Linked DNA regions of Mus musculus: regions 1 and 3 are each linked to region 2. Evidence: chromatin loops called from intact Hi-C (ENCODE). Cell type or tissue: left cerebral cortex. All regions are shown on one strand. Each heading gives the region's core, and the rest is flanking DNA. Links, peaks and the distances in the headings are about the cores only.

What was found. Hi-C counts contacts between places; a loop is a spot of excess contacts. Peaks named below come from ENCODE experiments on the same cell type or tissue, not always from the same donor. Only the 100,000 strongest peaks of a DNase experiment are listed, where the experiment ranks them.
Region 1: a loop joins it to region 2, with 4 times the contacts of the local background. A loop is called at or near these places in 15 of 42 quality-filtered maps.
Region 3: a loop joins it to region 2, with 2.7 times the contacts of the local background. A loop is called at or near these places in 20 of 42 quality-filtered maps.

The regions. Positions count from the first base shown.
Region 1 is chr1:138,818,014-138,826,223 of GRCm38, reverse strand. It overlaps a transcript of Lhx9 not described here. Among named protein-coding and RNA genes, the nearest start is that of Lhx9, 20 kb to the left of the region's middle. In left cerebral cortex, for the core only: no CTCF peak of the experiment used is centred there; no DNase peak of the experiment used is centred there.
Region 2 is chr1:138,331,023-138,339,232 of GRCm38, reverse strand. No RefSeq gene overlaps it. Among named protein-coding and RNA genes, the nearest start is that of Atp6v1g3, 61 kb to the right of the region's middle. In left cerebral cortex, for the core only: no CTCF peak of the experiment used is centred there; a DNase peak (open chromatin) is centred at 4,327.
Region 3 is chr1:138,634,482-138,642,691 of GRCm38, reverse strand. It overlaps Gm5833 (predicted gene 5833), which reads left to right. Exons shown (of 5, transcript NR_040304.1): 5 at 2,112-2,597. Among named protein-coding and RNA genes, the nearest start is that of Nek7, 19 kb to the right of the region's middle. In left cerebral cortex, for the core only: a CTCF peak has its summit at 4,636 (motif pointing right); no DNase peak of the experiment used is centred there.

The DNA of each region.
Region 1 (8,210 bases), core at 1,096-6,095, 490 kb before region 2:
CTGTTGTTATACGAATATAAAGTTTTGGATAGAGTTTTCTTATTTCATTTTCAACTGTTTTTCTAGCACGGTAGCTTTGCTTGTAGGACGATTATGAACTGTCACGGAGATCCAAGGTCTTTTATCCTGTATGGTCACTAGACATCAGGGGACAGTAAGAACACTGGGGCTTAGTCTAGATTAAAGAAGTAATGTTGCATTTTCTTGGACACCGTGCATATAGGGAAGGTCTGTATTGACCTGTGGGTGAATCTGTTTTCGATTTCTAATGGGAGGTCGATTCTGAAGCCTGGAAGGAAAGTAACACTAAAACTCCAAAAGTCTGATGTACAATTCCTTGCTTTACAGGCGATGTCAAAAAATTGGAACTGAATCTCTTTAGCTTTTGCTCTTGATTTTTAGGTGTTTTTTTTTTTTTTTGTCATGCTTTTTTTGTCTTTGTAATATTTCTCAAATTAATATGATTTCCCTTATCTTAAAAATAAAATCCCAAGTTAAAATATTCTTTTTAATGCCTTCTGGGAACATTCCCATTTTATTTTGCTGAATTTCATAGCAAAAAGGACAAGTTCAGAACTGTGCATGATGCTCAAGGAAATCCCTGAATAGAATGTAAGCAGGGATACAATTGCCAGGATTCATTTCCTTGTTAACTGTGTTGCAAAATAGATGTTTCAACCAGACAGCACCCTCCTGCTCGATACATTTCTCTGTGAACAGTAACAAAACCACCCCAAACATGTATCCCATTGGCAAGTTTCTCTTCTCTTAGACTGTTGATTTTTGTTTCTCCATATTACATTTTATCTTGTGCTGAAATGTCAAGAAAGAGACAAGGATAAAGATGCAGGCATCAGCTCTGGGTAGAAAGTTCTGGTGTCTGTTTCTGTGTCCCTTCAGCTCACTTGTTGGAACCATCAGGAGTGTTTCTTTCCTTTGGACTTTTCTGTTTACACCATGCATGATCTCAGAAATTACTCTGAAGAGTACCTGGATACCTTTTATGGTTATTTGAAATAAAATTTGCTACAAATAAGATACTCTGGCCTCTGTTATTTCATGTCATGTATGAATACATTTTTATACTGTTACATAAAATGAGAAACCATTAACCTTGAGGATATTTAAGTTGTTTAGACAAAAATAAAGAAATTCAAAGGTGAGATTGCATTTACTTTATCATTATTATTTTTCTCCTTTTCCTTTTCCAAAGTAGCAAAACCTAAGAAGAGCTGTCAGCTTTGACTTTGACATTCAGTGGTTTGACTTGAAGTCTATCACTTCTAGTTAGATTTGTTACACAGTAGACTTTAATTCTGTAAAATGAATAAGCACCCAGGTATTTCAGGATTTCAAGCAGTTGTTTGAATTCAGCCAGCAAGAATAGTTTCTTAAAAGAAAAATGGTGGGAAATTATTGCAAATGTAATATTCATAACATTTTACCTGTGTGAACTAGAGACTGTAGACAGTGCTTAAAGAGCTGCAAAAATGTTATGAAGTAAATAAGTAAATGATGGTATGCATTCCTTTATACCAAGAACTGGGATAGCTTACTCTATAAAACATGATCACAGAATTGCCTTATCTTTCTGTATGCACATTTGGAAACTGCAATGACGAAGATATGGATATATTTCTGATGGTTCTGGTTATTATATATTCATTTTTTTCTCTTAAATTCTACAGTATTAACCTGTTGTGTGCATCTGTATGTGTTGAATATTTTCTTTCTAACGCCTTTTAAAACCAGTTATTAATTAAATGCAAAACAAACAGGTACATAATGGCAATTACTTGATTCAGGTACACTGACAAGCCTACTTTTCATTAAGTAGTTTGTGGTCGTGTTCCTGTACACATCTGACGACAGTAATTTTCTGGTCCCGTATAGGTTACTTCCTTCCTTCAGCTTGGCTATAACATTTCTTTTTATTGGAATTGCTGTCTTGAACTATTATATTCAAGTGATAGTATGCTACTATATTCAATTTGACCAATGTATGCATTTCAATGTAAGCAACAAAAGGAATGATATTTTTTGGAAGGAATGGCTTTAATTGACTTTTTCTATTATGGAGGGCAGCAGAAATAAAAGTTCTATCAACATTGCCAATAGAATATTTTGATTCAAAATTAGCATTAATGATATTTAAAGTGTTTAGAATTCAATGAGTTCATGATTAAATGGAAACATTATTAAATTTATTGACTTGCTTATTCACTAAGGCATGGTAAATGTGCATACTATGCAAGAGAGCTGGACCCTGAGGCCAACAAAGAAGCAGTTCACACATATGCAGCTCTCCTAGTGTGAATCCCTATCACACAATGGATTATTAGCCACTTAAAATGAACAATGATAGGGTTTTTTTCTTGACTATTTTATACTGGAATATATCACCAACCAAACTCTTACTATGGATCTTACTTTTTTTTTTAAAAAAAAAAAACAACTTTCTTGGGCTGGTGAGATGGCTCAGTGGGTAAGAGCACCCGACTGCTCTTCCGAAGGTCCGGAGTTCAAATCCCAGCAACCACATGGTGGCTCACACCTATCCATAAGGAGATCTGACTCCCTCTTCTGGAGTGTCTGAAGCTACAGTGTACTTACATATAATAAATAAATAAATCTAAAAAAAACAACAACTTTCTTGACTCTCTACAAATTTCACATCATGCACCCCACTCCAGCTTATCTCCCTGTCCCTTCATATCTGCCCTTCATTCACCATTACAGCCTCTCCCCACAAAGGAAAATAAAATAATATACAATAAAAACAAATCTTGTGGAAGCTGTAGTGTGTCACAGTGTGCTACACAGTAACAGTATACTCTATGCTTCACACATCTTTATTTGCAAATGCATTGATCTATTTCCAGGCCTCTGGCTTCTGCTACACTATTGGACCCTCACTGGGACTCCTCTCAGACATCTTGTTGTTACCCTGTGTCATGGAGATTCTGCAGCTTTGGATCTGTAGGACTGGCCCTTTCATGAACTCCAGCAGATGGTGGTAGATGTAGGGGTGGGCCAACTCAAAGCCCTAGATCTGGGCCTGGAAGTAGCTACAGGGTGAGCTCTCCAGCACTGGCCCAGCTGGCCCACCCAATGCTGCAGCTGGCAAAGGGGCAGGGTTAGCTCTCCTGCTCTCATGGTTGGCCAGTTCTACAGTGCCGCCCAGGTGCAGTGACCATTCACCAGTGCTGCAACTGGTGAGGGGTGGGGCCAGTCCTTTCACTTTTCATGAGCTTGGGGCCAGCTCACCTGGCTGCTCTGCAGGTAGCAGGAAGGGTATCTCTCTCTTGCCCACATCAACTCAGGGCAGACAGACAAGGGGCGGGGTCAGCTCTCCTGATCGTGGTGGTTGATGAGTGCTTGTCCAGACCACGGATATCTCTATGTTCTTTTGGTGGTAACACAGGTCTGGGACATCAACACAGACTCCAGCTATCATAGGATCATGAACCCAGACATGGCTCCCAGCAGCATGGCCTGGGTGTCCCCATGGTCTCTGATGGCAGTACAGGCCACTCAGATCAGCATGTCCCCGGACAACAGCACAGCCCTCAGATATCCACAGGGCAGCCCAGACCATGGACAAATGGCTTGGCTTTTGGTGGTAACTCAGACCACAGGCATCAGCAGAAGCCCAGCTGGACATAGACGTGGGCCTTGATGGCAGCACAGACCACAGACACCACTGTGGTCTCAGGTTGTGCAGGCCCCGCATTTCAGCCTGTTCCTCACTGGCGCTGAATCTCCAGTTCCACCTTTCAGCATAGTGTACAAACCACTTGGTTTCACTTTCTCTTCCATATCTCCACTGTATGTGTACTTCATTTTCCCCATCTCTCCATCATACATTTGTTCTCTGTAGTGATACCTGCAGAGGGTGCTTAAATGTCTTTCTTCAGGCCAACCCAGCCAGCATGGAGTCAGTGTGGTTGGACTGGATTTGACTTTATTTATTTATTTATTTATTTATTTATTTCTCAGATATGGATAAACTCAGAGAATCATTCTCTTTGCTAGAAGGCGCCTTACTAGATTGGTTCAAATTTCTTCCTCCCTCCCTCCCTCCCTCCCTCCCTCCCTCCCTCCCTCCCATCCTTCTTTTCCTCCCTCTCTCCTTTCCTCCCTGACCTTTTTCTTTCTTTCTGAGACAAGGTCTCAGGTATCCCAGGCTGGCCTCTAAATTGAAATATAGTTGAGGATTGCCTTGATCCTTCTACCTTTGCTCCCAGGGTGCTGGAATTACAGGCTTACATCCCTGTTGCAGGTTTTATTTATGTAGCACTGAAGATTAACCCAGGGTTTGCCCATGCTATGCAACCACACACCAATGGAGCTGCAGCTCTGCTCCATCTCTTTTTTCTTGAAAGAGAAATTACAAAGACAGATGTGTGTTGTTTCTAGTTTACATGCCATTATAATCTGTTTTGTTTTGTGCCAGGCATTGAACCCAGGTCCTCAGGTACATTAGCCAAGGGCTACTGTACTGTGTACTGCTGAACCACAAGTCTAGGCTTAGTAAGAGTTTTCTTTGGGGAAACCAGAAGGAACTTTTGTTGCCAAAAGTTTTTGTTTAGTCCCTCCAGATAGTCTTCTTTCATTGTTAGTGAAGCAATATGGCTAATACACGAACCTCCTCTTCGTTGCTCTAAAGTGTTGCTGAAGATTGAATTCCATTTGGAGAGATTACGATTAATACATCATAGAATTTTCCACCACCTTTAGTTGATGTGTTAACATCAATTACCACCATTTCCTCTTAAATTCTTTGCTTTCTGCTTTGAGTTTCTTTTCCTATTGCACTACGAAAAGTACCTTCTTGAAACCTTTCCTCTTTCACAGCATCTTCCCTATCTTTATTTACATCATCTCGGGAGCCAGATCTCTTTACCCCCAGGACTCGCTTCTCTTGAGAAGTTCTTTCCCAAAGGCTTTGTACCTGCTATTTCCCCCTGCAGCTCTGCTGACTCAGAGCCAGCCCACCAGTCACAGCTAGGAGCATCCCTGAAAACCACATTCTTTCCTAAAGGTTCAACTTTTCAGTAATGACTCCAAATATATTTCTTGGGACATTTCCATCTCTGCTATTGCTGGAAGGGCAGCGGAGGTGAAATTCAACTCCTGTTTTCTCTTCAGAAAATGTCTGGGCTTTTTCATTTCCGTGAACAGCATTTCTGAAGACAAGCATTTCTCCATAACATTCTCCTTTTCTCCCATTCTTTTAAAAAACCATTTCTTGTCACCCACTTACCAGATCTTATTGACTTTTGATCTTTGACCTAGGTCACATTCTACCTGTGTTTGTCCATTCCTCTTTGTAGGGAGCAACCAGAGTCTTGAACAGCTGCATATTGTTTGATATCAGCAGTCATATCATAAGCCTTGGCCCTATGAGAGTGACAAACCCTTCTCAAGGTGAGACTCAGAAGGATGATGGGAAGGCTGTCATTGGGCCTGAGTGGGAACGTTGACTTTGTGTGCAGACAATGATCTCCACAGCTTTCTCCCTCTGGATGTTTGCAGCCTGAAGCCTGCTCCCCTTTGGAGACTACTCCTACCTAGATTAGCTAAACCTGCTTCCTGCTGTACACAATGACAGCTGTATATAATAACACCACCTCCCTGTTCCTCTGTATGGATGTCCTCGCCTCCTTGTTCAGCTGTGTGTAAAAACCATGCCTCCTTCCCTGCTCAACTGTGTAAACACACTGGGATTCTGGGATGCTGTTGCTACTCCATCAGAGAAGTCCTCGGCCACCTAATTCTTCTAGCTTTTCTCTGTGTCCATGTGCTTTTCATCTGTTTATGCCCTCAATGTCCAAGTTAGACGGATTCCTGGAGCCACGCAGGGTGCACCCCTCTCACCCTCTTACTACTCTCTGGGGCTGAGCTTTCTCCTGGTTACAGGAAGGCATTCTTGTTATGAAGCTGTATGGTTTATTCAGATACCATGCTGCTCCAGATTCCTGTTTTCTGACTTATCCTGAAAGCACAACCATTAGCTAGAGACTTCTAATTGGTAATATTTACATATTAGTGGTGGTTGGATACCTTCTTTCATGATGTAGTAGTATGTAATCCAGGAGATTGTGAGCCTTTCTACAGCACAGGATCATCTCTTTCTGTTATTTGGAAGATCAGGAAAGCTTTCTGAACCTCAGCAAAACCAAAATTGCATAAGCCAATAGACAGTGAACGATTACGTCATGTCACAACAAAGGTGAATACACAATACAATAACATACAAGGGCAGCTTGAATTATAAAGTTAAAGCCCAGTGCTTCAGGGAAGTTTGGGGCCACAGACGGACCTCGTAGGAGGGGCCCCAGGTGTTGAGGTTGCCTCTGTGAAGAAGGTGGAGAACGAGTAGTGGAGGGCCAGGGTATCTCTGCTTCCATCCCTCTGTGGCCGACTCCATGAAAAGGAGTTGTGAACTGTGTATAGACAGACCTGGGTTCGAGTCCTGCCTCTCCCACTGAGGTTCTTTCTGGTGCAAGCCCCTACCTGCCCACCGCACTCACACTGTGTTCTCTTGGGTCCGATCCTTACTCAGGAGTGGAAAAGCTGGACCATATGTAGTTCTAATCTTATTTTTTTTAATTCCATATTTCTCCATAAAAAGCTGTCCTGATTTGCATGTCTACCAATAATGTATAAGAATTCATTTTTATCCAAATACTGGCCAACAGTTGTCATTTATTTATTTTTGGTAATAGTCATTCTAACTGAGTTAAGATGGTCTCAGGATAGAGTTTTAATTTGTGTTTCCGAGATAGCTAATGATACTGGTTATTTAAATATATTTATTAGCCATTTTGAGACGTGTCTATTCAAATTATTTTCCAATTTTTAATTGGATTCTTTTTTCTTTTTTCTTTTTGGTAAGTGTTGAGTTCTGTGTATAGTCTGGATATGAACTGACTCCTCACCTCTTTTTCTTTTTGGTAAACTTTACACAAACCATGTTCATCTGATACGAGGGAATCTAATTTAAGAAACACTCTAGCTGCATATGTAGCAGAGGATGTCCTAGTTGGACATCAATGGGAGGAGAGGCCCTTGGTCCTGCAAAGGTTCTATGCCCCAGTGTAGGGGAAGGCCAGTGCAAGGAAGCAGGTGTAGGTGGGTTGGTGAGCAGGGGGAGAGGGTAGAGGGTAGGGGATTTCAGAGGGGAAACCAGGAAAGGGGATGACATTTGAAATGTAAATAAAGAAAATATCTAATAATAATAAAAAAATGCCTTCATAAGATTGGCCCATATGCGTTCTTGTGGGACATTTCTTTGATTAATAACTGATGTGCAAGGGCCCAGCCCACTATGTGCAGGTGGCCCTGGGATATATAAGCAAGCAAGCTGTGCTGGGCAAGTAGCACATGCATTTAACCCCAGTGCTCGGGAGGCAGACGCTGGAGGATCTCTGTGAGTTTGAGACCAGCATGGTCTACATAGAAGGATAACTGGGGCTGCATAGTGAGACCCTGTCTCAAACACACACACACACACACACACACACACACACACACACACACACAGTCACAGTCACACACTCACACTCAAGCACAAAGCAAACTAATCAAGTCAGAAGGCTGCTTTTCTCCATGGTCCCTGTTTTAGTTCTGTCCCTTGGTTTCTGTCTTGAGTTCTTGCTTGACTTCCCACCATAATGGACTGCAATCTAGACAGGTAAGCCAAAGTAATCACCTTTGTCACCATGTTGATTTTGAGCATGGTGTTTATCACTGTAATAGAAACCTAAAGTATGATGTAAACTCTCTGTCAGAGTTGGCGAGTGCGTTCTGCGTTCGGTAGGGTGCCTGCTCACTGTGGACCTTCACCTTGTAGCAGCTTTGTGGGAAGATATCCCTCACTCAGCAATACTCAACTCACTTTGGTTTACTGTGCCTCAGTGTCTTCAATCTCGTTCATTAACATGAAAGATTTTTCATCCTGGAATTTCTTTCCCTCCTCAGTTAAACCTGTTTTCAGGTATGTGTAAATTTTAGGTGGTTGTAAATTTTTTTGTTAACTGTTGTTGAGATTCATTTCAAGATTTCTTTGTAAATTTGTTATTGTTTAGAGAAGCCAGGATTTCTGTACGTTTATTTTGTATCATTCCCGAATTTCTCAGTTCTAATGTTCTTTTGGTTCAGTGTTTAGTAATTTCTGTTAGAAGAGCGTCGCTAGCAAATCATGG
Region 2 (8,210 bases), core at 1,591-6,590:
CATGCCCAATTATTTGTTTTTCTGCTTCTGATTTTTTATTTTTATAACATAGCTTCTAAAGATAGACCTCAGGTCATTAGGCTTGAATGGCAAATGCTTTACCAACGAAGCTACTCCCCTTTACCTCTTAACAATTAACACTGTATTTCTTAAAACTCTAGGAAATATTGAATACAGTCTCACTCCTGTGTAAATGGGCAGACTGACTGTCTTACACTTGGAATGCATTTGTATTCAATGAAAGAAGTATCTTAAATTTACAGGTTAGTTTAGATTGTTTTTTAAAATAGAAGTATATCACATTAATATTGACATGGATATATTAAAACAAAGCAATCATTTTATTTTTTTAATTTTTTAATTTTTTAATTTTTTAAAATTAGCTATTTTCCTCATTCACATTTCCAATGCTATCCCAAAAGTCCCCCATACCCTCCCCCCCATTCCTCTACCCACCCACTCCCACTTTTTGGCCCTGGCATTTCCTTGTACTGGGGCATATAAAGTTCAAAGCAATCATTTTAAATGAGAATGCTTAAATAAGACTCTTTCATTTGAGTACTAGGAGTCAGAAGAGAATTTGTAGTGCTTTATAAAATTCCTCAGAAGAAATATTGAGGGCACTTGAAAGTGATAAAGGATAGACCCTAGACTTTCCTGAATCTCCTAATTTAAACAAATATATTTTCTATATAATTCAAACAAATGAGAATGATCAAAATATTTAATATTATCATATTCTTATTGAGAAGCAATGTCTATATGAAGATGGAGAGCTAGCAATAAAGGTGGAAGATACAGAGGGAAGTTACTCTTAAATGCTGCTACTAGGTAAGTAATTTATTCTATACATTAGGCTAAAAGAGTGTCCTCGAAGCCAAACTCATGCTGTAGAAAGATACCTCATGCTAAACACTTTAAGTTGCTTGAAAATTAAGACCTTGAACTGTGGGTGCTTGCAGCCAAAGGTCTGTAACAGAGACTATGTCTTTTTTTTCTGATTGATTTGTAAGGGAATATTTTATAGCAGTTACTACCCAATGATCCCTTAGCAAATAAGCCAACTATACCCAGGAACCACTAAAGGGCAGAGACAGCCCTGTATATACATTGAAAGATAATTGTGATGAATGTTTTTTAGAAGCATTGGGCCAACCCAGTAGCAACTTGTGCAATTGCTCTTGGGAAGTCAGTGGCAAAGTGTATAATACAAGACTGAATGACTCCGGGTAAACGTATTTCTTTGAAATGAATGTTTTCAGTGTTTCAATGTTCCAGTTCACTTACAGATTATCCGATTTTAACTCAGTGAAGACCCCAGTGGGTAAGGATTCGTTTAACAACAACAAACTGCAGAATGTATGCACTGTGAGCTGTTAGTAGCAAGTCTTCTAACAGAAAGATCTTTCTAAAGTAACCGGCATAGATATCTGAATGTAGTTGTCAGTTAACTAGGTACTTAAGAAGGTTCTGACCTGTGCTAAGAACATCATGCCAATAGTCTTACTGAGTTGTATCTATGGTTTCTATGCTAGGGATCAAAGCAGGGCATCCTATCTGCTGAGCAAGTCTTCTACTCTTGAGCTGAAGTTCCTGCCCTGGTCTTCTTCAATCTAAAACGTTGTTGTTATGATTGCTTTAAAACAGAAACTGAAATTGAGAGATTTGAAGAACCATGTTCTGAGTTGCATAGCTTGTAATTGGCAATGTCAAGTCCCAAACCCAGGCTGGTATGGCTCTAAATTCATTCCCTTAGTATGAAATATAAACCACCTTATGAGGGAAAATGCAGTTAATGTAATAGACATTTCAATAAAAACATTGGGTAGTGTTATTTCTAAAAAAAACATTGAATTAATTTCACACATATGGAACCTTTTGCAACTCAATTGTGTGTGTGTGTGTGTGTGTGTGTGTGTGTTTTCTTGTATAGCCTCTGCTTTTGGTTGCTTCTATCACCAGGACCCTGGTTTTCCAAACACGTTGCTCACTTTTCTGGTGAGCACCTGAGAAAAGCCAATTCTAGTGTCACCTTTGCCGTGGAACATCCTCAGGAAATCTGAACGGCTAGTGAATGTCATGGGGCAACCTCAGGCATCCAAGGGAAAGGAAAATGCGACTATTTCACAGCTACCGTTCCCTGGATCAAATGACTGGGAGTTAAATCCATATTTGAGAAACATAATTTGGAATCCAAAACCGGTCTGAATGTGGAAATAATGCTATCAAAATAAATTGCTCAGGTAATATAGTGCTGGTCCCAAGTTCCCATCGCTAGCATCCACCTAAAAGGCCAGATATGGAGGAATGCACCTTAATCCCAGATATGGAGAAGTACACCTATAATTCCATGGGGAAGTGTTAGCAGGATGACCCTGAGGGCTGGCTACTAAATGTCATGGGGCATTGAGAAAACTAAAAACTATGGGCAATTGAGGAAAGCTGAGAGCAGGAGAGGGGGTTTGGTGAGCCTTGTTCTTCCTGGGAAAATTAATTCTAGTGCCCCTTTACAACAGGGCATCCATGGGAAGAGCACGCCAATTGTTTGTCCAATGCTGAGAGGCCAGCCCTGAAAACATACATACAAGTAAGATTATGTGGACTCAATTGTTTATATTTAGGAATGTATATGTACATACAAATATGTATGAATATTTAGGGATGTATATACACATATATGCATATATAAAAATACAAATATACATAATTAATAACAATTAATGAAGAGAGAGGCTGTGAAATTTGAAGGAGAGTGAGAAGGGGTATGTGGGGGGTGTTGAGGGAGGAAAGGAACAAGAGAAATTCCATAATTAAGTTACAATCTCAAAAATTGGAAAAAAAAAAAAACCCCGAGGTGGTGAAGCAATTGAGGAAGATACTCAGTGCTGACCTCTGGCCTCCATATGAACAGAGCCTTGAGAATACACTCCCAAAGATCATTGAAAATGAGATTTATTTGCAAGATTGAAAGATTCAGGGGAAAAAAACATTTTCTGGGATGTTTTAGAATCGATAAATCTTACAAGAAAAAAGCCAACATAAAAAGATTGTTTTTGGTGATTAAAGCAGAAGGAGACCCCATCAATAAACCATGTAGTTCAAATGCTGTCAGTGCATTGTGTCTTTGCTTCTCAGTCATTTCTGACAAATGAGCATTTTTTTTTTGTGGTGGACAACATCGCTGTTTAATTTGATACATTTCTTTATATAACTTCACTTTCATGATATTAAAAAAATTTAGGATCAACTGCATAGACAAGGAAAATTGAAAATACATGTATATGTATATGTGTATGTGTATGTGTATGTGTATGTGTATGTGTATGTGTATGTGTATGTGTATGTGTATGTGTATGTGTATGTGTATGTGTATGTGTATGTATATGTATAGTACACACATATATGTGTAATGTATATGCATATGTTTCTGTATCTGTATATGTGTGTATATGTATATATATGCATATATACAGTCACATACATCTTTAAATAATAGGTGTGATATTAATTGAACTCCAAGAAAGAAAAACCTTACTAAACTAAGAGGAGACTGCATTTAGTTCTTGAAAATGGTTGTTATTTTATAACTTTATTTTAAGTTCTAGAAACTGAACCCAGGGCTCCACATATGTGAGGCAAGTGTTCTATACCTCATCCATACTGTAAAGTTTTCACCCCATCCACATTTATTTAGTACTTATCGGTTTAAGAACCAAAGAACTTGAATATTCCTCAAGAATTCACTGTGCTAGGCCTGTAGCTCTCCCTGTTGTGTTGCCACTCTGGGGAGACTATGCTAATTGTTGCATTGTGCTCTTTCCTGAAGACGCTGTATCCAGGAGGATAATAGTTACTCAAATTTGAAAATGTTATGTTCTGGATTTGCAATCAGGCATGAAACATTTGCAAATAGGAAGTAAAACACCCCCCCCAAGAAAACTATATCCTCAAAACAAATCAAACCCCCAATAAACCTGCCTCTGCCAGTGCCACTTTGGGTGTGGGTAGAGGCTGCAGCGGCTACTGTTTTCACTGAATAAGGAGTCACTGGCTGTTTAAAAGTCCAGCTATTTTTTTTCAATGAGTCAATAGAACAAAAACAAAATGACCGCCCCCCCCCCAACACACACCTGACCAACTGCTGGAAATTCTATTCTTGCAGGGCTAGGAAGTGTCTCAAAAAATTGTTCAATTCCACTTAGCAATTATTTATATTCCAAATCAAGGAGCTGAGTCAGAGAGCAGCCACCGTGTGTGTGTGTGTGTGTGTGTGTGTGTGTGTGTGTGTGTGTGTGTGTGTCATAGAAACCCACACTGGAGTTATGCCCACACATCCCCAGGTTCTCAGCTTTCTCTGGGCTGGGTGTGATTTAACGTTTCCTAAGAAATGCTTTCTGTCTGTGTGGAGAAGCACACATCCTTAGCACATTATGTTATAAACTCAGTCTAGCTAAATGCATTCTGCTGCAAAAAGGCAAAACCTTATAAGATTCTGCCTATATGAGTTTCTCTGACCTCTGAGGGCTAACTGAATAATGTTCACAGGTCTCTGCTATTTGGACATCTGGGATACCAGCTTCTTTCTGCTGCTGATATGCTGCGATTTTTTCCCCCAGCATCTACCATAATATTATTAGGTCTACAGTTAGCTTTGGATTATGTCCTTTATACACTGACATGGGAAATATAAACACACACATAATACATGCACACATATGCATTTGTTTATAAATTAAACATAATGCAAAGGAATGTAAAAGTATATCTTCAAATAGTAATTGTAATATTTTATGTTGTAATGGTGTTTCCCAGAGAAAAAGTAAGTTTTATTTCTAAATCAAGTGTTATAAACGTAATAAAATTTTATTTTAGTGCAACTACTACCCTAAAGATTCTTTAAAAGGATTCATCTTTCATGTCATAGTAATATTGCTATCTTTCTTTTGGTATAGAGTTACTCTAGAGTTGAAACATATTCAGTTACAATTGTGATAATGAATGCTGCCATTGGGTTCTCAGCAGGAGGAATAAGGCTAATGCAGACTCAGACCATTCAACTCCCCAGCCCCCCTTGACAACAGAGCCAAATGAGTGCTGGGGACATGGTTAGTGTGTAGGCTTCCAGGGGATCCACAGATCATGTCAGAGTGACACGTTTGCATTCTTCACAGTGACATATGCAAGAAATTCAGACATTTGAAGAATAGTTAGCTGCTAACTCAGGCAGGTGGTGGAATCCATTGTGTGGTCAGAAAAACCTGAGAAGTGTGTCTGAGCCCTCTTTTTGAGAGCATAGGCTTGACTGCCATTATACGGAGGCATGTTGGCATACAATGCAGGGAGAGGGCAAAGAAAAAAATACACAAACTCTTTTCCAGGGCAGGACAAAGATTTAATAGCTGTTGCTGGATTGGCTTTATAAATCCAGGGATGTGGGGGAGGCTGCCTTCCAGTACTACCCAGAGTCTACCTAACATTTTTCATCTGAAATCCCACGACACCTTAGGGAGGTGTGCAATGCAGTCAGTGGTGATCGCAAGCACTCTTGAGTGACTTTTTAAATGACTAACTTTGGGCTGTTACTGAGTTTTTCATCCCTGGTGATGGGTCTGGATAGCAAATTGCCTTGGTTTAGAGATCAGCTTTAAAATCTTCATAGCACCTTCCAAGGGGCTTCACAGTGTAGCAGTCTGGATGTGGATGGCTGAAATCTTTAGGTGTTAGGAGAACTAATTTTAATTTAAAGTTCTAAGTGTGTTAATGGATTAATTATCATATGGATCATATATAGTATGCTTTGAAATATGAGACCATGATAAAATTAATGGCCCATCAAAAACTGAATGCCTTTGGTAGCCAACATGGAAATGTTCATGTTCCAGTTAGATAACTACATGTTAACATCAGATTGATGGCATATCAGTGAGACTCTCACACAGTCACACATGTAAACATGTTTACAAAACAACAGATATAAACTGGCCAGATTTTAAAGTAGTGGGTGGACACACAGCAGTTTGGACAAAAGACTGAATGATTTACTATAATTAAGAGCCCTTGAAACGAAGAATCTCCACTATAAGGCTTGGGTTGATAAGTATAAAGAACTCAGTTAAAGAAATGCACAGAAGTCAGTAAGAACCAGAAAGGGAGACAGTCTGACACACAGTGTCTTTATGTAGAATTTGATGAATAAAATAATTCTGACATTTTTTGTTTGTTTTGGGCTAGGATGAACAATTTTAATTTTTTAGGTAAATAAATGATTGATGGTGATGATGATGATGGTATGTGCATGTGTGTGCACGCATGTGTGTACTGCACATGTGCATTTGCATGTGTATGTGTGTTGAACCAGGCCTACATCTCACATTCTACCCCTCTTGGGCTTCTATACTCTCAAGCAGCTTGTAGCATACACACACACACACACACACACACACACACACACACACACACACACACACATGCTACAAGCTGCTTGAGATCAGGAGAGTCTATCATAGATGGTTGTACTGAAGTATCAAAGAAGAAAGCTAAAACCCCTAATTGGGATTGTAATTAGCTCAGAAAGTAAACACCTACTTTTAAGAAATGGCTTTCTAAAGAACACTTACAGTGGTTAGAAATAGTTCTTGGGGAATGAGTTAAAATGCTTGATCTCATGTCATCAAAGATTATTAGAAGAAATAAAAATATAATTGAAAACATTAAAAACACTGCAGTCGCTCCTATAGCACTAGTGTGAGGGAAAAGTTCTGCCATGGGGTCCTGGTTAGAGGGGAACGGCTGGGAGTCCTCCACAGGCCTTGATGTGGTAAGAGTCATCGTCTTATAAATAGACCTTGTTACAGAAATTGTACCTGGTAAGAAGCCACCATGAGCTTTTAGATTGAATTTTATAAATAGGACACTTAGTGTTGAAACACAGGAGATTGGTTGTAGCAATTAATATACAGACAATAAAATGATGCAAAAACAGAATACCAGTTACAATCAAATTCTAAGGTATGTCACAGAAGAGCCACAGTTCTCACCTTGAGGGGAATACATAATAATCTATTTTGGAGCCAAATATAAGTGACCATTTCCCTAGAACACAAATTTGTTTCACTCCAAATACTGTGTCTCTGCGAGGTAATAATCTCTTCAAGATTTGATAGTATCAGATTAAAGAAATAAATAAAGTCATAAATCAAATCAAATATATCGCTGGGCATATCAGGTAGCAGTTTTTGCCGGAGTGGAAAAGTCTCTGCTGTAGGGGTCAGCCTCTGTCTGATACCATTCTTAGTGTCTGGGATGGTGCAATGTAGGGGCCTATTCATACCATCTAAACGGATTTACTTCAAACTCACAAGGATGTTGAGTAATAAATGACTATTTAAAGGGCAGTGATAGCTCGAGAGAGTTTGGCTCTGGATCTGCAACATTCCAACCTCTTCATAATCATTGACGTTCTCACCATTCAGTCATCCCAGAAGAATGTTCAATGTAAGTGGTGCTTCTTTTCCCAGTTGGCAAAAAATGCCATGATCAGAAACAGATAGATAATAAAGTAACATGTGTGCATTATGAATCCATTCATAGCATTTGTCCACCAACTCACAATAAAACAGAGAGTACTGGAAGTATTTACGTATTATACAGCAACCATTAGTTTCGAGTGGTGATTTCTATATTTTGTGGGATATTTGTCATAAACATTTCCCCACCTGATAAAATTCAAATTAAAATGAGCATAATTTAACTTAGTAATAATGTAGGCCACTAGAGTGTCCCCTTTCTTGGAGAAGCCACACACTGAAGTAATTTGGGACTGAGCCACTGATGATAGGTCTAGGGCCATTCAAGTGTTCAGAGCTGATGGAAGCAGGGATATACTGTCACATGATCACGGAAGGACTGAATTGGGTCCTCAAAACAATTATCTTCCAGCTTCATATATTTGCCAAGAATGTGAAGAGATGACACTGGTTTCCTCTCATTGCATCCCACCGGGACTCATACTATCAACGTGCCTCGTGATTCACCAGTATTGATGACTGACACATGAAGTAAAGCAAGAAGCAAACTTCAACCCACTCTGATTTATGGTGATTTTTGTGGGGCTATAATTCAAGAATCTAAATATCCTGTTTACCTGCAACCCTTCCATTTAATTAGCTAACAGCAGCGTGAGTTTGTGAGTTCTTTATTTGTCGGGTGGG
Region 3 (8,210 bases), core at 1,968-6,967, 300 kb before region 2:
ATAATCCACTTAATTATCCTGCCTATTTTATTGTAAATGAGAGAAAAATTTGGGCTAGCATAGAGTATATGACATTTATGGCTATGGAAGAATATGTTCTGAACATTACACCATAAACACCTTAATGTTCTCATGTGTAACTGAAACTTGATTTATGGCTCCAGAATTTATTGGTTATGAATCTAGAAATACTTTGAGGAATAGATCTCAGTTGCTTTGTTTGAAGTTTGCCAGCTTATCTAATCTGTGATGCAGAATGCCATTTTGGCAATAAACGTGCACTTACTCTATTTATGCTCTGCCATGCTGAAGCATGCTGCTCACATTACTCTCCGATGAGTTGTAAACTATTTCTCTGACCTGGTTATAATCCATGGCTCAGTGACAATGGTTAACGCCAGCTAACTGACTGGTGGAACATTCTTGAAGATGTGTTGTCTTCCTAGTTAATGAACTGTATTGCTTCCTGCCACAGGGGAGCAAGTGGGACCACCATCCCCTTCCCTGGCCCCATTATGCTGTCATTTGGATGGATGAACTTAGAGCAAAGAGACCTACGTTAGTTAAAAGCAAAATATATCATAGCCATTTTTGCTAAGAACTAAACTAGCATTTGCACCTTGAACCATTTTGACTAACTGCAACTCTAGAAAATATCAAAAGAAAATCCTGCCTGGGTTTCAAGGTGTCAGTCAAATACAGAGTTTACAAGGACACAAAAAGCAGGACTTAAAGCACAGGTGGCTTCTAGACTCGGAAATTATGACTTCGGCTTCAAGTTTTATTAAAGGTATATAAGAACAGCCAGTTTCCTAGAAAAAGATAATTTTTCTTTTTAAGCGACCGTTAAAGGTTAATAATTACGTTAGCATGACCCTTATAAGTTTTAAGAACTTCATTTAACTGTTTCTTCCTCAATTGTATAGTGCAAACCTTACTATTTAAAGTGTTCTTACTGAAATGAATGTAAGGACTCTGAAGACAATGAGCTCTCGGAATGCTTTCTGTTCTAGGCATTTCACTTCTTTGGGAGGCACACAAGACAGTCATGTGTGCCTCATGGATTGGCGTCTTGTACAGCTGTAAATCAAGTTCGGCTTTCTCCCTGACTGTGATCTGGAGTTCCCACCTCTGCCATTCCGTCTGCTTCTCTTGTCTGCTCCCCGTCCCTCTCCTTCCTTTTCTTGCCATTTTTATTTATTTATTTTTGAGAAGCCAATGTCTAGCTTAAAAATAGTGATAAAAAAGTCAAAAGAGAATATTTTTGTTTTCCTCTAACTCCAAATCTGTCTCATTGAAAAACAAATCACAAAATACCAAGGGTGATGCAGAACTTCTAGCTAGGAACTTTGACGTATTTAAAGGCCCCAAATGATTCAGCCTGCCTTTGGCATGCACTGACTGTACTATATTATCTCTGGCTGTGGGGTAACATATGAAATGATTTTCTCAATAATTACCTTAGACTTTTCTTGTATTTGCTTTTTGTTAGTTTGCAGAGGTGCTCGTTGACTCACTGAAAGAAAGAAAACAAGAGGAAATTCCTGCCAGGCCTTTCCCGCCTGGGTTTACTTAGGGTGTGAAAGCTGATTCTGAAATTTAAGGTGGACTTCCTTGTTTCTTGGTTAATGGGCTTGTCTAAAATATGAACTGTCGAACTGTCTTGAAGGAGAGTGGTTCTGTTGGTGAGCCTTCCTTCCCCCATTCAAATTTGCTAAAATAGGTTTGCAGTGTGATAGAAACACTAACTAGTCTGATCTGTTCTCCACAATGTATGGATGTATTATACACCACACTTATTTCAGTATATACACAGTATATATTACTTCTGAATTTAAAATTCAAATACTAAGTTGTTTAGATCTAATTACATGATGACCAGAGCTGGTGGATGAAGTTTTTGTTTTGTTTCTTGGTTGTTAATGTTCTCTAAAGTCTCCTACCCAGCCATAAGACCTTAAAGCCACAATTTGTCCTCTCTGCAAGATGTGTAGGGGTAAAAGACGGAGCAGAATTTGAGGGAAGGGCTAACCAATGCCTTGCTCAATTTGAGACCTATGCCATGAGAGGGAACCCACCCCTGAAAATATTAATGCTATTCTGCTATATAGGACAGGAGCCTAACACAACTGTCATCAGAGGATGGATTGAAGGAGCCAGAGGAATCAAGGACATCACAAGAAAATCTACAAAATCAACTAACCTGGGCTAACAGGGGCTCATAGAGACTGAACTACCCATCAGAGAGCATGCCCGGGACAGACCTAGGCCCTCTGAACACATGTAGGACGTGTGCAGCTGGGTCTTCATGTGGGACTCCTAACGCGGAAGCAGGGGCTGTCTCTGACTACATTGCCTGCTTTTGGATCCCTTCCCTCTCACTTGTCTAGCCTTAATAGAAGAATATGTACCTAGTCTGACTGCAACTTGATAGGCCAAGTCCGGTTGATGTCCAGGAGATGCCTCCCCTTTTCTCAGGAGAAGCAGAGGAGGGGTGGATGGCCAGCAAGTGAGGTGAGAGAAGGGATTGGGAGGAGCGGGTTGAAAAGCTGTGATTGGGATGTAAATAGCTCAATAAAAAGAATTACTAAAACTTGATACTCTGTCTAAAGCCATTGAGCTGGCAGCTTCAAATGGTGTACTACACACAGGAAGTTTTCTTGAATTGTTGCTAAATCTGCAAAACTTTAGAAGTAGAAAATGTTAAAGTGTCCGTGTTCATGTCTATTTGGGAAAGAGCATTTGTAAGCATGTTACAAAGAAGGTAGATATCAGAGAAAACCAGTCCACTTTGTACAAAGTGTATCTGTGTAGGGAAATATAAAACATACTTTTCATCTGTGTGTGTGTGTGTGTGTGTGTGTGTGTGTGTGTGTGTCTGAAACTTTGTAACATGCAGTGAGTATTTAATAACTGTTTATTGGATAAACAGATTTAAATCAGGATAAAACAAATTCAAGTATCTAAAGTCTCAGATGGTTTAGAACATCAGTTCCCAGAGGAGCTCCAAGAAGATTGGCTACAGCCAGCATAGCAGAAGGGCCTTGACTTTTTCAGTGGATCATGTGTTTAGCATCTTAGTAATTCTAAGTAGAAACCTTCAGAAATCTATAACAAGAAAGTGAGAACTTCATCTCTTAGTTCAGCCTATCAAGTAATTAGATCTAAACAACCAAGTGCTTTAAAGTTCATAAACAATAATTATGAGTGTAATGACATAAACATGGTATTTTTATACATGTCTTTATTGCGGAATGGTCAACCAGAACAATGAGCATATTACCACTTTGCATAGTTGTATTTTTAGCATTTTTCAATATATAATGCATTGTTATTAATGATAGTTAACATGCTGTATAATAGATCTGCAGAATTTATTTCTCTAATGAAACTTTGTAACCTTTGACCAACATCTTTCTCTTCAGTCTCTTATAATATACCTTGAATTTTTTTTTCATTTGTGACTTTACCTAAATTCCACAAGCTAAATGGCATAAATCTCTGGTGTATGCCCATTAACATAGTGTCCTCCAGCTTTATCCACATTGTTTCAAAGGTCAGAACTCCTTTCCTTTTAAGGAAGATAATACCCTGCCCAGTGCATACACCATGTTTTCTTCATTTCTTTGTAGATGAGTGTAGACATAAATTGTTTGTAACCTACTTTTAATAAGGGTCCAACCTCTCTTCTAGCCCACCACCCAGCAGAGGTGGTGGAAGAGAAAAGTTATCAGCAGATGGGGGAGGTGGACCTGCTCAGCAATCGTTCTTTGGGGCTGAGCTGGGTCTTCTTTGGGAGCAGTTCTGTCCTGTAGCAAACACCTTATACAACTCAGAGGCTGCAGTCCAGTCCTTCCAGCAAGCAGACAAGACACCAGGCAGAATCCAGCAGCTGTAGTTCAATCCTGAAGAAATCTCCAGGCTCATCCACAGGCCTAGGTGAGACCTCAGAGGCAGCAAACTGCTGCAGGAAACTTGAGGGCAGTTCTTGGGCAAGCTTCTCTTAATAGTAGCAATTACCATAGGTTGAAATCAACAACACTATGTAAGGCGAACCGATACATGTGTGTGTTTAGCCAATAATAGCAAAGCAAAGCAGACCAAACCAATGCTCAGTGCTTGTCTCCCACTGTCTGTGGGGTCCTATTTATACTCACTCCTTCATCAAGCGACCTTTCACATGTTTGCTATATCCAAACATCCTGTCACCTGTGTCTTATTCAGGAAAACAGCCTTTCATGTGTTTTGCTTTAGCAAGACATCCTTTCACCTGTGCCCCAACAAAACAACACTTGACATAACTAACTTTCCAAAGAAACTAGAAGTTTCTACTTCAGATGGGCACTTAGGTTATTCTCACATGTTGTCTGCTGTCAGTAATGTTGCATGAACAAGAGGAAGCAAATAACCTTTTGGCTGGCTATCTGATGGTGTTGGAAATTGACCTAGATTTGGTGTTGCTGGGTCATATGTTAGGTAGTTGTTTTTACCCCCCCACTCCCCAAAGCTCAAGGACAATTTTGTGAGAGTTTCTCAGAAAACTTCAGACAGGTAAGCTGTGTGTCTTGGCTCCTGCCTGGAGGAGTATGGAGAGGGAAGACAAGCTGTGTTGTTTGAGTCAAGCTGACATGAAGGTCAGCCACATGGTGGCAGGCAAGTTCATGGTGGAGATCCCTGCTTTAGAGAAGCAAGGAAACCCAAAGTGTTAGAAAAAGTGTTAGAACAGAGATAGAAAAAAGAAAAGGAAAAATTTTACACTTTTCTGGGTAATCCAGACAAATGCACTGACTTGTAAAGTTGTATGCCTCTGGCCCTTTAAGCTACTTAGTTGAGAATCAGGGATTCTGGGAAACAAAGGAACATTACATCTCATTGAAGGGATAATTATTCTGCCCATCTCCTTAGCATGGTTTAAGTGACCCTACCTTCTAGAGTACTCCAGCCTTCATGAGGGCTGGTCCATTATTCAGGCCATTGTCCCAGCCTGACTGGAATGTCCAACCCTGACCAAAGATTCTATTCTTTTGACCAGAAAGAGCTATTTTTCCCTAAATGGTCTTCTTCTATCATGTCATTTCCCATCTTGGAGAAGTAACTCTCAAATAATTTATGAGATGGGCTGAAATTGTAATATATATATACATACATATACATATAACCATATATATATATATCCATATGTGTGTGTGTGTGTAACATCCCATTTTCATCAAATTTAGAAATCTAGTTCCATTGGAAGGCATCTGTCACTGGACTGAATGGAATTCTAGTTCCTCCCTCACTTATAGCCTTTAGACAGATGTGCTCAGTAAGGGGGAAATAAGAGACCAGGGTTCACTTCTGCCTGAGAAACAAGGGTGTTTCTAGGATTGCTGCTTCTGGGGTCCCTGCCCTGAGCTGACAGTGGTTTCTAACCCCTGTTCCCATCATTCTCCCCTCTGAGGATTTTCCAATAGAGAATTGGAAAAACAATGGCTCTGTCAGGTGTGGCTGTTGAGGTACACATTCAGGTTATCTATCTAAAAGACTCCAAAATTGCATCAGTGGTTCCTTTGCATAAATATCAGATGGAGGCAGGAAAGTACGTGTCTGGAAAAAGACTAGCAGGAAAAGTAAAGGCAAGAGTTATCTACTTTCCTCCTCCTCTCCTCCTCCTCCTCCTCCTCCTCCTCCTCCTCCTCCTCCTCTCCTCCTCTCCCTTCTCCCCCCTCCTCCTCCCCTCCTTCTCCTCCCCCTCCTCCTTCCCCTCTTCCTCCCCTCCTCCTCCCCCTCCCCCTCCTCCTCCTCCTTTCCCTTGAAACTTATTTTCCAAATAGACTGCATTAATTTGCATTCCTGACAATAGTATGCACGGATGCCCTTTTCAACAGTTCCTCACCAACACTTGTGGGATTTCATCTTTTAGATTTTAGAAATAATTTATTCTAATGTCAGGTAATATTTCAATGTGCTGTAACTAGCATTTCCCTGTTGAGTAGTAACTTCTTTGTATATCTATGAGTTAAACAATATAGAACAACTCAACAATGCGAAAAAGTGTAATTCTGTGTGTAGTGTGTGTAGTGTGTGTGTGTGTGTGCCTAATTTGAAAAAAAAAACAAGACTTCTTTTTAAGTTCAGCAAGTCAAGTCTTTCCTTTTTTTTTTAGCTTTTTAAAATTTTTTTTTACTTTTTGAGATTATAAACAATTATATCATTTCCCCTTTCCTGTTTCTCTCTCCAACCCATTCCTATAGCTCTTCAAGGGCTTTTTTTTTTTTTTTTGTTAATTGTTGCTATATATATAGTACTATATTTTCTTAAATACACAAGTACAACCTAATAGGTCTGGAAAATGTTACAAAAATGTATGTTTTCAGGGCTGACCGAGCAGTTGGTACCAGATGACCAGGTGGTGTGCTCTTCTCTGGAGAAAACTTTCTCCCCCACTTTCAGCCTCCGTAGTTGCTCATAGTTCTCTTTGTAAAGTTGAGGCCATGCACTATGGCGTGCCTGTTGTTGTTCTTGTTCATCTCATGCTCAGGCATTCATGTTGCTGAGATTTTAGGTAGCTTCCTAGGATTTATAATCTCACAGCCTACTTCCTACTCCTCTGGCTGTTGCAATCCTTCCTTCCCTTCTTCCTCAGTGATTCCTGAGTCTTAGGTGCAAGAATTGTACTGTAGAAGTACCAGCTGAGACTGGGCTCCACAACTCTTAAGTTTAAATAATTGTGGGTTCCTACAGTAGCCTATGTCTTTTGCAAAAGAGAAGTTGCTTTAAGGAGTGGTAAGGACTATACTTCTCTGTGGCGTATAAAGTCAAATATTTAAAATGAAGTTAGGAATTGTGCTGGTTTAATAAAGTGGCAGTTATAGGTTCTCCTCCAAGATTCATCAGATCATTAGCTCTGGGTAGTTGGCTGTTTTCAGCACCAGGCATGGTTTTGCTCTTGTTGAACAGATCTAAAGTCCAAGTATACCACTGTCAGTTGTTGTCACTAACAATAGTTATCACTACCACCATCCTTATGGTTGCTTGTGCCATGCTGGTCACTGATGTAGTTCATAGGCATCACAGCTGCATAGGACTGTTGGTTGCTTCCCATCTTCAGACGTTTGCATGGAGACATGTGGTACCATAAAAAGCTATGTCTCAGGGAGGGGGCATTCAGGTCAATTCCAGATCAGGAGCCTCTGGGCCCTGTGTGTTAATTGCATGGTGTTTTCAATAATAAGGACTTACATTCCACTTTTAGGGGTCAACCAAGGGCAATAGCAACAGTCCATCATGCTTTGAGAGTCTCTTGGACAACCCTGACCAGATAATAAAAAGAAGCCTCCTCATGCCTGGTTTGGGAGGTTTTGGTAGATGGTCTATGACTCTTCAAGTTAACAACCTAGATGTGGTCTGTGCTTGGGAATCTTCTCCCTCATCTGTGGCCAAAATTAGAAAGTTTGACCATTTCACAGTGCCCCATATTTCCTATATATTTCTTTTCTATGTTTTATTATTTTTTCATAATCTTCAGTAAGGCAATACTTTTTTAAACGAAGTGTGTTCTGATATCTAAACCAGTATAGCAAGCAAACTAGGCCAGAATAGCTCCTGGGTTTTTTTCAGTCCCTAATGTAGGAGACAACTGTCTCATCCCATTGGTGGGACCTCAAATTCACAAGCTCATGAGACTGGCTAATTATCATAAAGAGGAAGGTAAGAGCTCAGGAAATAGGAGTGTTTGCTCATCTAACCAACTTTAATAGAAAAGGAGAAAAACTACACTACTTTTCATTGGAAAAATTTCTCCATAATTCCAGCCTTTTTATTATATACTTTGTTTTTTTCAGTCTTGGCCAGAATGTTTCACTGTTTGAAGTTTCTAATGTAATAAGTTATTGCTATGATAAATGATGGCTGAAGTGTGGTTTAAGGTTGACTTATTAACAGTAGTTTCTTGACCACATGCGTGGTCTGTTATAATTGGAATGTGAAGGTTTCATCCTGGCCAGAAAGCCTATTGTGTTGACCAGAAGGAATTTTGTTGTATGGGACTTAGTTTTTGTTTGTTTGTTTGTTTGTTTGTTTGTTTTTCTCACCACCTTAAAAGTTAACCCTAGAATGATTTGGGAACCAGATCAGAGATCTGGTACCCAAACATGTTAACGAACCTGGTCTTTAACAAGGATAAGGCCAGCAAAAAGCCTGGGGAGATTTTTGTTACCCAAGAAATA